3 separate regions of the Homo sapiens genome follow, and regions 2 and 3 are each linked to region 1. A link is a contact called in ENCODE Hi-C or POLR2A ChIA-PET data. All regions are on one chromosome and are shown on one strand. Each heading gives the region's core, a stretch centred on a gene start or an enhancer-like site at or near the end of the contact. The rest is flanking DNA. Distances are from core to core; before and after follow the strand shown. Region 1 has its middle 58 kb from the start of LINC01271. Region 2 has its middle 94 kb from the start of LINC01271. Region 3 has its middle 22 kb from the start of LINC01271.

The links. A loop is a pair of places that touch in the nucleus more often than their neighbours do. ChIA-PET counts read pairs that join two places held with the same protein, here RNA polymerase II (POLR2A). Pooled maps may share reads with other maps.
Region 2: a map of heart left ventricle shows a loop between it and region 1 (11-fold over the local background). The contact joins two enhancer-like sites. A Hi-C loop is called at or near these places in 13 of 168 maps with a recorded cell type or tissue (CD14-positive monocyte, Caco-2, HepG2 and 7 more) and 12 of 50 pooled maps. POLR2A ChIA-PET finds 5 or more read pairs at or near these places in 4 of 52 experiments (HepG2, MCF 10A, endothelial cell of umbilical vein and 1 more).
Region 3: a loop to region 1 is called in a map of HepG2, with 9 times the contacts of the local background. The contact joins two enhancer-like sites. A Hi-C loop is called at or near these places in 15 of 168 maps with a recorded cell type or tissue (CD14-positive monocyte, CD4-positive, alpha-beta memory T cell, CD8-positive, alpha-beta T cell and 10 more), 2 of 37 single-sample maps with no recorded cell type and 17 of 50 pooled maps. POLR2A ChIA-PET finds 5 or more read pairs at or near these places in 13 of 52 experiments (HepG2, MCF 10A, T-cell and 8 more).

The regions. Positions count from the first base shown.
Region 1 is chr20:50,377,222-50,381,061 of GRCh38, reverse strand. No RefSeq gene overlaps it. Among named protein-coding and RNA genes, the nearest start is that of LINC01271, 58 kb to the right of the region's middle. RefSeq lists a silencer at 1,566-1,994. Within about 2 kb of position 1,606, at least 26 of the 41 ENCODE cell types and tissues checked have a DNase peak (open chromatin) inside an H3K27ac peak, as active enhancers do; they include PC-3, heart left ventricle and heart right ventricle, where a contact is called at or near this core.
Region 2 is chr20:50,413,821-50,417,660 of GRCh38, reverse strand. No RefSeq gene overlaps it. Among named protein-coding and RNA genes, the nearest start is that of LINC01271, 94 kb to the right of the region's middle. Within about 2 kb of position 1,925, at least 32 of the 41 ENCODE cell types and tissues checked have a DNase peak (open chromatin) inside an H3K27ac peak, as active enhancers do; they include PC-3, heart left ventricle and heart right ventricle, where a contact is called at or near this core.
Region 3 is chr20:50,341,514-50,345,353 of GRCh38, reverse strand. No RefSeq gene overlaps it. Among named protein-coding and RNA genes, the nearest start is that of LINC01271, 22 kb to the right of the region's middle. Within about 2 kb of position 1,698, at least 2 of the 41 ENCODE cell types and tissues checked have a DNase peak (open chromatin) inside an H3K27ac peak, as active enhancers do.

The sequences.
Region 1 (3,840 bases), core at 357-2,856:
TTTCAAATTTTTATTCCACGAACATGTACCATTTGTATAATAATTAAAAGGGTATGTTTACAGACCCAGGACTCAAACTTCAGCCAAGTTAGATAAACAGCCCCACGCATAAGCACAATTCAGAAAGAAAAAAATCCAGCCCCTGCTGCTGAGGCCTGTTTGGCCGGGAGGTGGCATCGCTGGAGAATCTCATGCCAAGATCCAGCCCCTGCCTGTTGCGATCATCCTGGAGAGCAGGGCCTGGGTTCCAGTCCTGGCTGAGCCACGAACTTCCTGGGTGACCCAGGTAAATCACTGTGCTAAGTATGGTACCTTCTCTGGGGAGGTTGATGTTATTATTCCCACTTCCCAGATGAAGAATATTAAAGACTGAGAAATGAAGCACTTGCTAATCTCTCCTACATCAATCAAGAAGTCATCCGGCCTAGAAATGCACCCTGAGTCTTCCCTACCTCCCCGGCAAATATCACCTCACCCACGAGGATTGCCAGCTCTGCCCTCACAATAGAGCTTCTCCCTTACCAAATCCTCAGCATGGCCTTCGAGGCCCTCTGTGGTCTGCACCCCCACCTCTCCAGCTTCACCCACGTCCCCATCCCTGCACTGCACTCTTCCCTGGCTCTCTCTGCACCAGAGCGCCAGGCTCATCCCACTGCAGGGCCTTTGCATTCGCTGCGCCCTTTGCTTAGATGCCTTTCCTTCCCAGCAGGCCCAGGACTAGGTTGGGGCAAGTGAGATCCCCAGGGTGAAGCTTTCAGGAGGCTCTCACTCTCAAATGCCAACCTGCGCGTGGCTGAGACTGAGAGCAAGCGCCTCCTTCTATCCTGCATGCGAGGCACCTCCTGAGCCCCTCCCTCATTAGGGCTGGCTTCCTGGATCCGGCTCTTCTCATGACTGGGGTCTTTGCTTAAATGACCCCTCCGCACAGAGAGTTCTCCCTGACTGTCTCAAACGGGCAGCCCTGCTGTTCTCAAACCTACCGCACTGTCTTATTTTCTTCATTGCCCTAATTTCAGAATTTGTGTTTTGTGCCCATCTCTGCCTACTAGATTAAAAGTTCTATGAGGGCAGCGACTGTGTCTGCCTCGTTCTCAGATATTTCCCCACTGCCCAGCACAGGGCCAGCACTCAGGAGACAGTCAATACCTGGAGTGAATGAATGAATGAATGAATGGGCTAGTCAGTGTCAGAGCTAAGGTTTGAACCCAGGTTTGCCTGCCTCCAAAGTCAGTCATCCCGGCCATGACCGAGAAAGGCGAGAGTGGGATCTGATCACGCAGGGGACCTGGGACTATGGCTGGTGTCCCTGCCTGTCCTGCTGGGAACCCTGCATCGCAAGGACAGGTTTTCTGAGGAAGCTTCTAGGAAGGGAGGGGTTTGGCCCCAGTCACCAGGGACTTCTCCGAGCCTCAGGCCTTCGGTGGGGCCAGCTGTGGCCCCCCTTCTCCGTTCTAGTTTTTATTTTTAGCGTCAAGTTTTTGGGCACAGTAGACTCTCCTTAGGAAAAGTCCAACGAGAGGACAAGGGAGGCGGTTTTGAAATCCGGTGGGAAAGTAGGTCAGGCTGGGTTGCTGGCCGGACTCCAGACGATAAGGCCTGTGTGGAAGTTTAATAACGTGAGCGGCCATATCCATGACATAATTCATAACTGAGAGGAAATAGCAATTAAGGGGCAATTGTGCAACGCGAGACAAGCCTCCTTCACAGCTCATAAAAGCAGGAGGAGGAAGAGACGACGCTGTCATTCCGGGGCCGCTGGGGGCCTGGCTGGCGGCCTGTGGGGATCTGGGGATAAGTCAGTCTGTACCTTGGGGGGTTTGCACTCATCTTTCCTCGCCCCCTCAGGACCCAGGGAGCTGGGAGGATGTAGAAGCAGACCGAGCGCCTACTACGTGCCTGGCTCAGGGTCGGGCTGGGGTACGAGTGTAAAAACGCCGGGTGTTTCGCTGCGGCTGGGAGGTTTGGATGCAGCTGCGCTATTTTGGCGTTGCCTTGTCAAAACGGAAAATTGCTTTGATTATCAAGTGAACTGTACCCCAGACACCCGGATCCTTAGTCCATCTCCCCTGCCCCCACCCTTCAGCGACTGTGGACTTTCAATTTCTCTTGTATTCGTTTTTCTGTGTGGTGGTTCCACAAGCACCATTTGCTTTTATCATTAGTTTTTAAAAAGCTACTAAATCCACACTGGCCCCTTCTCTGTTCCTTGAACTGGCCAAGTGTGTGCTGTCGCCGGCCCTTTGCGCTTGCCGTGGCCTCTGCCTGGGGGTTGCTTTGCTTTTCCGCTAGAGATCCATGTGGCTTGGCCCTCACCTCCTTCAGGTCTTCACCCAAACGCCTGCTTCCCTTGGAGCCCCAACTGACCAGTCTTTTTAAAACTGCAAACCCACCTGGCGTTCTGGATCTACTGTTCCTGCTTTATTTTTATCTACAGCACTTACCACCAATTAACCCTCTCCACAGGCTGTTCACTTATTTTGTCGTCTGCTTGTTCCCACCAGCGCCACCAGCAAAGGAATTTTTGTCCGTCTTGTTCTTGGCTGCATCCCCAGCACCAGAAACTGTGCCTGGGGCATAGTAGGTGCTCAGTGAATATTGGTGAATGAATGAATGAATGAATGTTTGCCATTGTAACTGACGGCCCATGAGATTATAATATGTTGACTTTGTTATTATAAAGCTCACCATTCACTGTTTGCTTTGGGGATGGCCTGAGAATGACTCAAGGTCAAGCCTTCTTGGATGCTGCTGGTGGGAGCAGAAGTTGGAGTGACCAGGGCTGGCTCAGCTGGCTTGGGTATTTGCAGCTGACACCTGTTCTGACTGGTCAGGGATCAACTTGGATATCACCGCTCCCCTCTGCCCTTTCTAAAGAGCTCCTTGGCCATTTCTGTCAAAATTTTAAACACATCCACCAGCTGACCCCACCTGTTCATAAGCATTTTCGTGCAAAGGAGCAAAGCTCTGTATGCAAAAGGGGTTTCTTGGCTGGGCACGGTGGCTCACACCTGTAATCCCAGCACTTTGGGAGGCCCAGGCGGGTGGATCACCTGAGTTCAGGAGTTCAAGACCAGCCTGGCCAACATGGTGAAACCCCGTCTCTACTAAAAAAAAAATACAAAAATTATCGGGGCGTGGTGTTGCGCGTGTGTAATCCCAGCTTCCCGGGAGGCTGAGGCAGGAGAATTGCTTGAAGCCGGGATGCAGAGGTTGCAGTGAGCCAAGGTCGCACCACTGTGCTCCAGCCTGGGCAACAGAGCAAGACTCCATCTCAAAAAATAAAATTTAAAAAAGGGGAGGGGTTCTTGCAGAACTCTTCACAACAGCGCATGTACATACACACACACACATACACACACTCTGACTCCCACAATCAAGGATACACACATCCCCTCCCCACACTCACTCACACACTCATGTAATTAACCATATACACTTATTTTGTCATTCACACACCCAGACGCACACGAGTACATGCTCAGCAATGTGCTGGCACACTCAGCCATACACGCTGCCCCCTGCCCGGCTCCCACACACGGCACACAGATGCCTACTCACTCACACATGCTTAGCCACACACGTGCACACACACACACCTGTGCACAAGCTCACTCACCTTCCTAAAATCTTACATTCACATGCCAGACACACAGTCACCTCCATACACACGTACCGCACACAGTCGACCCCACCCTCCGGCCACATCTGGACACAGACCCTGCCCCTCTTCCACAGGCCACCACCCCAGTGCGCTCATCTCCTGGCTGTGTTTTGAGGAGTGGGGACAGACGCCTGGTCAGTGCATGCCTTGACCCCAGCGCCCCTGGCCCTCTCCACTCT
Region 2 (3,840 bases), core at 676-3,175, 36 kb before region 1:
GTGTCTTAATGCAGATTGGCAGTGGGGTCTTATGGAAGAGCAGGGCATGAAGTGGGCTTCTTGTGCAAGTGGCACCCTCTCTCTGTGCCTCAGTTTCCACATCTATAACATGGAGATTGTAACAGAACTTACCTTATAGTCCCACCCTCTCTCTGTGCCTCAGTTTCCACATTTATAACATGGAGATTGTAATAGAATTTACCTTATAGAAGGTTCTTAACTTTGGTGCTACTGACATTTGGAGCTGGATAATTCTCTGCTATGGGGGTTGTCTTGTGCACTGTAGGGCACTGAACAGCATCCCTGGCCTCCACCCATCAGATGCCAGTAACTTCTCTCCAGTTGTGACAACCCCAAATGTCCCCACATATAGCCTAATATCTCCTGTGGGGGCAAAATCACTCCCAGCCAAGGACTGCTCCCTGGTCAGATGATCCGGGCGCTTGTGTTGCCACCCGGCACAGGCTGCTGCTCAAGTTGTGCAGGGAATCGTAGCTGCTCTGTGGTTAAGTGGCTGCCTGGCCCTGCCACTCCTTAGCAGGTGGGCTTGGACCAGTGACTCCAGCTCTCTGAGCCTCAGCGTCTTCATCTGTAAAATGAGATAATGTTAGCACTTCATCTCTTGGGGCTGTCAGGAGGATTAAGTAGATTAATCCTGTGAAGCGCTCAGAAGCATGCCTGGCACACAGTGAGAATTTGAGGCCGAGGCTGAGGCTGATGAAGGCTTCTGGGAATAGTGGGAGCTAGAGAAAGGGATCTTTGCATCCTCACCTCAGCAAGTGCTACCTGAGGCCTCTGGCGTGTGTGCCCCTGCACTAATGGAGGACATGCGGGAACGGCTGCCCCCACCCAGACAGGCGGCTGGCTCAGTCCCTCAGCCCTGCCAGGCCATTTAACAATTAAGCGGCTGAGGGGTGACGAGGCTGGAAAGCCAGAAGTGACCAGGGTCTGGCCTTGCTTGGCTTTGGTGACGCGATGGCCTTGGGATCATGGCCTTCTTGAACCCATAAGCAGGGGGTTGGGCCCCAAGACAGGCAAGGCCAGGCCAAGGTCTGTGCTGGTGGCCTCAAGCTGAAGCCATGCAGGGACAGGAAGGGGGTTGTTCCAAGGCTACAGGGAAGGGAGTGCTGTGGAGCGAGAGTTTCTGTCCATGGGGGCGACCCCCATCCACTCACACTCTGGCATTCCATTTCCCACTTCCCAACTCTTTCTCAATTTTCACCTCCAATTTATTGAGCACTTACTACATGCAGGGCTCTGCCAAAGTACTTTACACAGATCTGACTCCTGTTCTCCCTCTCGCATCATGGAAAGGGGCTCTGTCCCCTCCCCAGATGAGCGAAGCCCTGTTACTCAGACTCCCATTGCACCAGGTAAGGAGTGGAGGCTCTCAGAGGTGAGTCAACAGCTCACAGGGGCAGAGTCAAAGCCCCAGCCCAGGTCTGGGGTCTCCCAAGCACCTGCCCTTAACCGCACAGCCCCTGCTAGGCCTCCTCTCTCTGTCATTTCCCCCCCAGCACCTCCACTTTCCTCTCTCTGGCTCTTGCTGTCTCTCTGGCTCTTGCTGTCTCTCCAGCTTTCCCTGAACATCTTCCTAGTTGTGTTTTTCTCCTTCTCTGTGTCTCTTTTCTGTCTGTTTCTCTTTTTCACTTTCTCGGTCTCTCTCCCTCCCTCTGTTTCCTTCTCTCTCCATCTGTTTGTGTTTCTCTTTCCCATCCCCTGTCTCTCGCTCTCTCTCTCTCACTCTGCCTGTTTCTCTCTCTCCCTTTCTCTCTCTCCTCCTCTGCCTGCCCGCCTCCCCTGGCCGCCCCGCCTTGCGGCTCTGTCTCTCTGCAGTCAGCCCTTGTCCCCACGCCAGCACATTATGTCCCTGGTCAGACCCTGACGTCAGGCGGGGCCTGGCGGGCGGCCATGGGACACTGCCGGGCAGGCGAGAGGGAGTGCTCGACTTCCCGGTCCCCACTGTAGTGGCCGCCTGCCCGCCGCCCGGCCTGGCCTACCCAGCCTGGCAGCAAAGCTTCACTTCTCCCGGCCTAGCTCAGCTGGCTGGAGAGTGGACCGCGCTTTGTGGCTGCCTTCCCTCTGAGCCTGGGGCTGCAGGCCACTCGCCTTTCCCTTCCCCTGCTTCGACCCCACAACCACAAAAGACTTGGTCCCAGAGGGTAGGCAGTATTGCATGGGGCCAAGTCTTGGCTGTGTGACAAGTCACCCAGCCCTCTCTGAGTCTCCTTGTAAAACAAAGCCATTGAGGCACCTGCTTCTCAGGTCTGCAGGGGGTGTCAACCCACAGTGGCTCACAGGACAACAGGAGCGAGGCCCCAGCAGGAATTCAGTGTCACTGCAGTGTCTAGGCCAGCAGTCTTCAAGGAGGGGAGGCTGGCAGAGATGGGGGATCTGAGTGTCACAGTGACAGGGGAACATGGCTGACGAGCAGGCAGGGATGTGCCATGGGGGACTGCCAGGCAGGACAGCCCCACCCACAACACAAACAGTGCCCTGCCGAGAAACCCTCCCCAAGCTCGGCTGGTCTCAGGTCCCATCAGAGCTTAAATAAGTGGTTTAAAAAAATGTCATATTTCTTGTTTGGTTTGTTTATTTTTTCCCCCTGATTTTCAAAGCAAAGTCGTTTCCTTGAAGGACATACCAAGGGTACTTGAGCTTTCTAGTTTAGAGACAGACTTTAGGATCTGATCAACGCGGGTCAAATCCGGCCGGGTGACCCTGGCCGGTGACTTTGTGCTCTGAGCCTCAGTTTCCTCATCTGTCAAATGAAAGTAAGGAATGAGAAGGTCATGGGGATGAAGCAAAAGCATGTTTGTAAAGCACCCAGAATGGGATCTTGCCCGTGGTAAATGGTCTATATTCGGTAGTCTTTTTTTCTCGTCTTTTTTTATTCTTCTTATTTTAAATATAGGAGACACAGAAAAGTACAAAGAAGAAAACTAAAAAGGTGACCCAGAGAGAACCACTCTAAGATGTGCACGGGAATTCAGCTCAGCTCGCGTATTTAAATTGAGATCCTACTGTTGTCTGTTTTTTCATTTTTCACGAAAATAAAACTTGACTCAAAGTTTCATTTTAAAATACCTTTGCTTATTACTATTATTTGAATACTTACATATTCAAAAGGTTCAAAAGGTATCCAGGGAGAAGTGAGGATACCTCCTACTCCAGCCTCTGTTGATTGGTTTCTTGTGTATTCTTCCTTCCCTGGGTCTAAGTCCTCTGCAGACCCGTGAGTTCCAGCTCTCCTGCTCCTATTCATTTTGAGTTTTTTTTTTATTCACTCGATTATAAATCATGACATTTATTTTAAAAAATCAGAACCTACAGACAATCAAAAGAAAGAGGAGCATAAGAAAAGTGGAATCAAGCCAGGTGTGGTAACGCATGCCTGTAATCCCAGCACTTTGAGAGGCTGAAACAGGAGGATTACTTGATCCCAGGAGTTCAAGATCAGCCTGGTCAACATAGCAAGACCTTCATCTCTACAAAATTAAAAAAAGAAAAAAAGAAGTTAGCCGGGTGTGCTGGTGCACGCCTGTGGTCCCAGCTACTCGGGAGGCTAAGGTGGGAGGATGGCTTGAGCCCAGGAGGTCGAGGCTGCAGTGAGCCATGATCATGCCACTGCACTCCAGCCTGGGTGACAGAGTAAGACCCCATCCCAAAAAACAAACAAAAAAGGAAAGTGGAATCTCCTGAAACCTTACTACCACTTTGACATTTTGGAGCACATCCTCGCAGGCTTTTTCCATCACTTGATGTGTGTGCACATTCTGGTAGCACCAGGTATCTTTCCTTAGTGCTGATCAAAGGTTTGGATGATATGTTTGTGTACTG
Region 3 (3,840 bases), core at 449-2,948, 36 kb after region 1:
GCAAGAAGGATGTGCAGAAAAGGAGATGGGACACCCATTCCTAATCAGGATTGACTGGGCTGTCCTGCTTCCAAGTGCCTACTCCCAACTTAATGACAACAGCAGACACCTCCATTCCACCCACTACGTGCCAGGCTGTGTTCCCATATGTCACATGTATTACCTGGTTCTTGCAACAAAATAGTCCTGAGCACCAACTATGTGCAGGACCCTGTTCTAGACACTACTCATGAACAAAAAACCCAAAATGCCGTGGAACGGACACTCCAGTGTCATCGGAAGTAAATACAAGATGTAGTATGCTAGAAGGTGATGAGTGTTTTGGAGAAAAATAAAGCAGGGATAGGAGATGCGGCTGTCACAGGTGGGATCTAGTGGCACAGCACTTTGGAGGTAATGATGAACAAGCACTCCCATTTGGCCAATGAGGTCACTGGGGTGCAGAGAGGCTAAGTGATTTGCCCAAGGTCACACAGCTACAGAGGCAGGATTCGAACCCAAGTCATCTGGCTCCAGAGTCCTGGTTCCTGACCTGACGAGGACTCCAGGTTCTCTGACTTTAGCACAGGCGTCACCAGAGCCTCAAGATGCAGAGCGACTTGCAGAGGAGCAGGCAGCCAAGATGGAGGAGGTGGAGGGTTGGCTTTAGCATTGGGCCAGCTCCCAGGCTGCAGGCCTTGGGAGGCATTTCTCCTCCCTGGGCCTCAGTTTCCACCTCTGCAAAATGGGGAAGTTGCAACCCCTGCCATGGAGTGGGGGTTCCTTGAGGTGGCGCTGTGGAACTGCTTCCTAACACTGGCCACAGCGACTCCCAACACCTCTCAGGCTTGCCCTACAACCCATTTTTCACCTGCAGCCAAAGGCGTTGCCATGAAACAGACCATGTCATGGTCCCATCCAGATCCTCTGATGGCTGCCCCTCACTTTGGACTCTGGCCTGCAGGTGGCCCCTGGTGTCCTCTCACCTCCACTCACTTCACTGCGGCCACCCAGCCTCCTGGCTGCTCTTGCAGATCTGCCAACTCCATCCTGCCCCCCAGCTTGGGCACCCACCATTCCCTCTGCCTGAAGCCCCCTCCCTCACCTATCAGCCACGAATGGAACTCAGCCCGCACTCTGAAACAGAGGCTTTCTTGCCCCCTTGGGATCAAGATGCTCCACAGACAGACCCCGAGGGAGATGGAGACACAAGCAGAGGGACAGGCTGAGACATACATGGGCACGCAAACCAAAGGTGCTCAGAGCCACACGTGGTCCAGAGGTACAGAGAGACACACGGTGCCAGACGTAAAGTCACAGCCACAGCCACGCCCAGGGAGACACATGGAAGCCCCAAGCCACAAGACTATTCAGACACACTGGCCATGGGTGTGCAAGACGTGCATGGGCACACTCAGATAGACACACATGCCCTCACCCCACACACACGTGCACAGGCACACCCAGGGAGCCGCAGCCAGCACCAACGTGGCCCAGAACACCCAGCCACACACATGCACACACACACTTCCCTCTGGCGCCCGGAACAGCCCCGTGCCAAGCGTCCTAGGACAAGGACCGCCTGCAGCCAGCCTTGGCGGGAAGGTGTCCTGGCAAACAATACCTCCCCTCTCCCACCGTCGGCACAGACACAAGGAGCCATTGTCAGCCTGGCACACACCGCGGGGCGGCCTCTCCACAGGCCCTCCTGGCGGGCATGCCTGCACGTGGGGGCGGAAGGCTGGCGGCTCCCCAGGCCCACCTGCTCCCATCTGCCCACCAGGGACCCTGCCTCCTTCAGAGCCTCCTGCCTGGTCCTGCAGACCCTGGAGGGCTTAGCTCCCTGGCCCACTTTCCCTCCCCAACCCCTTGGGACTTACGCATCCTCCTCACAGAGCGGCCAGGGCTTACGAGGGGCAGGGTTTGGTGGCTGAAAACGTGAAATCTAGATTCAAACACACATGCCGTGTGACCTTGGGCAAGTCACTTCCTGTCTCTGAGACTTGGTTTCCTCATCTGTAACATGGGATAATGCTAGCACCTCCCTCACAGGGCCGGTGGCATAACGATTTGAGCCACAGCATACACAACACTGAGGCAGCAGGTGCACCCTGGGATCTGGTAGGCCCAGGCTCCGGCGACAGCCTTGCCATTCTCTTGCTAGGCCTCGGGCAGTTGACATCACCTCTCTTCCCCTCAGTCTTCTCACCTTGAAAGTGGGGATGGTCGTTGGCCCCCCTTTCAGAGGTGTTCCTTCTGTAAGACTCTCACATGGAGGGTTTAGGATGAGCCTGCCACACAGTAGGCACTCAATCAATGCTGGCCATGATCATTGTCTTAATGGCCTGAGGCTTGCTTATTCACTTATTCTTTCTTTTCATTCCTTTCACCAGTCTTTCCTGCGTACCTACCACATGTTGTAAGCTGAGCAGTTCACCCTAAGTTGCTCCCTCCCCCTATGCCCCAATGGGCTCCTGTTAGATGTTTGTTGACTGACTGAATGACAGGAGGCAATTCAGAGACCATCACTACCTCCAGGCAGCACAAGGACACTGACTGAGTGGTCAGGAGCCCTGGGTCAGCCTCTTAACGGCTTGCGATGCCCGGTCAGGAACACAGATCCCTGCTCCACAGCAAGGACGTCATGAAGATTAGGCAGGGTGGAAAAAAGAAAGTGCCACTCAGTGAACACCTACAATGCCAGGGCCACCCTGCCAGCAGTGCCACAATCTTTTCAGGACCTGCCCCTGTGCAGACGGCACCTGTTTGAGCAGCCACACCCCTCTGCATCCCTCTCACCATGCTCCGGCTCATTTAATCCGAAAGTGCTCATCAGCTGCTGGCTTCACGGTTTGAGTTCATTGGCTTGTCCTATTTGGTGTCTGTGCCCCCGGACCAGGGTCCCTCGACCTTGGCTTGACTGACATTTGGGGCCAGATCATTCTGCACCTGAAGGCTGCCCTGGGCTTTGTAGGATTGGTTCAGCAGCCTCCTTGGCCTCTCCCCACTAGATGCTGATAGCACCCTCCCTCCACCCAGCTGTGACAACCACACACATCTCCAGACATAACCAAGTGTCCCATGGGGAACAAAACCACCTCTAGCTGAGAACCAGAGGGCAGAGATTTTGATTTGTTTGGTTTCTTGCTGTATGTCCCTGTGTATACAGTAAGTATCAATACATATTTGTCGAGTGAATCTTGAACAGATGCATCTCACCGACTCACGCTGTTCCCCTTTGCTGGAACGCTTTTCCACTGCCCTTTTCTGGCGCACTCCTACTCATACTTCAAGACCCTGGCAAGGAAATGATATGAGGAAAGTGGGGCATGCAGGGACTGGGTGAACAGGAAAGTACCTACTATGTGCCACTAAGAAAGGGCCTCCCGCAACCCCACTCCCAGGCCTCCTGTGTCCAGTAGGAATGTGGGCCCAGTATGGCCACATCTTCCCATTTTTCAAGAGAAGCCAGAGAAAAGGACTTTATGTGAAATCTCCTGGCATGTCAGATGTTGGCAATTGATTCACATTAAAAAAAAATACTTTAAGGACCAAACTAAACATATCTCCAGAGTGGACCTGTCCCATGGGCAGCTGTCATGGAGGTCTGCTCTAGGAGGCTTGATGGGTACGAACACCTTTGAGGATAACGAAGCTGAAGCAGTTCTTCCTGGCGTCTCACTTGCGTGCCCTCTGTTGTAGCCATTGTGGGAGGGGTTCTCATACAGCTGGGGCAGCTCTGATGGGGGACAGAAGGGCAGAGGTAGCGCCCCCAGCTCTGAGCCGCACCCACAGGCAACACCCAGCCCACCCCAGACCAGCTCCTTGCCCAGCTCAGCCCAGAGTCCAGGGTGGATGGAG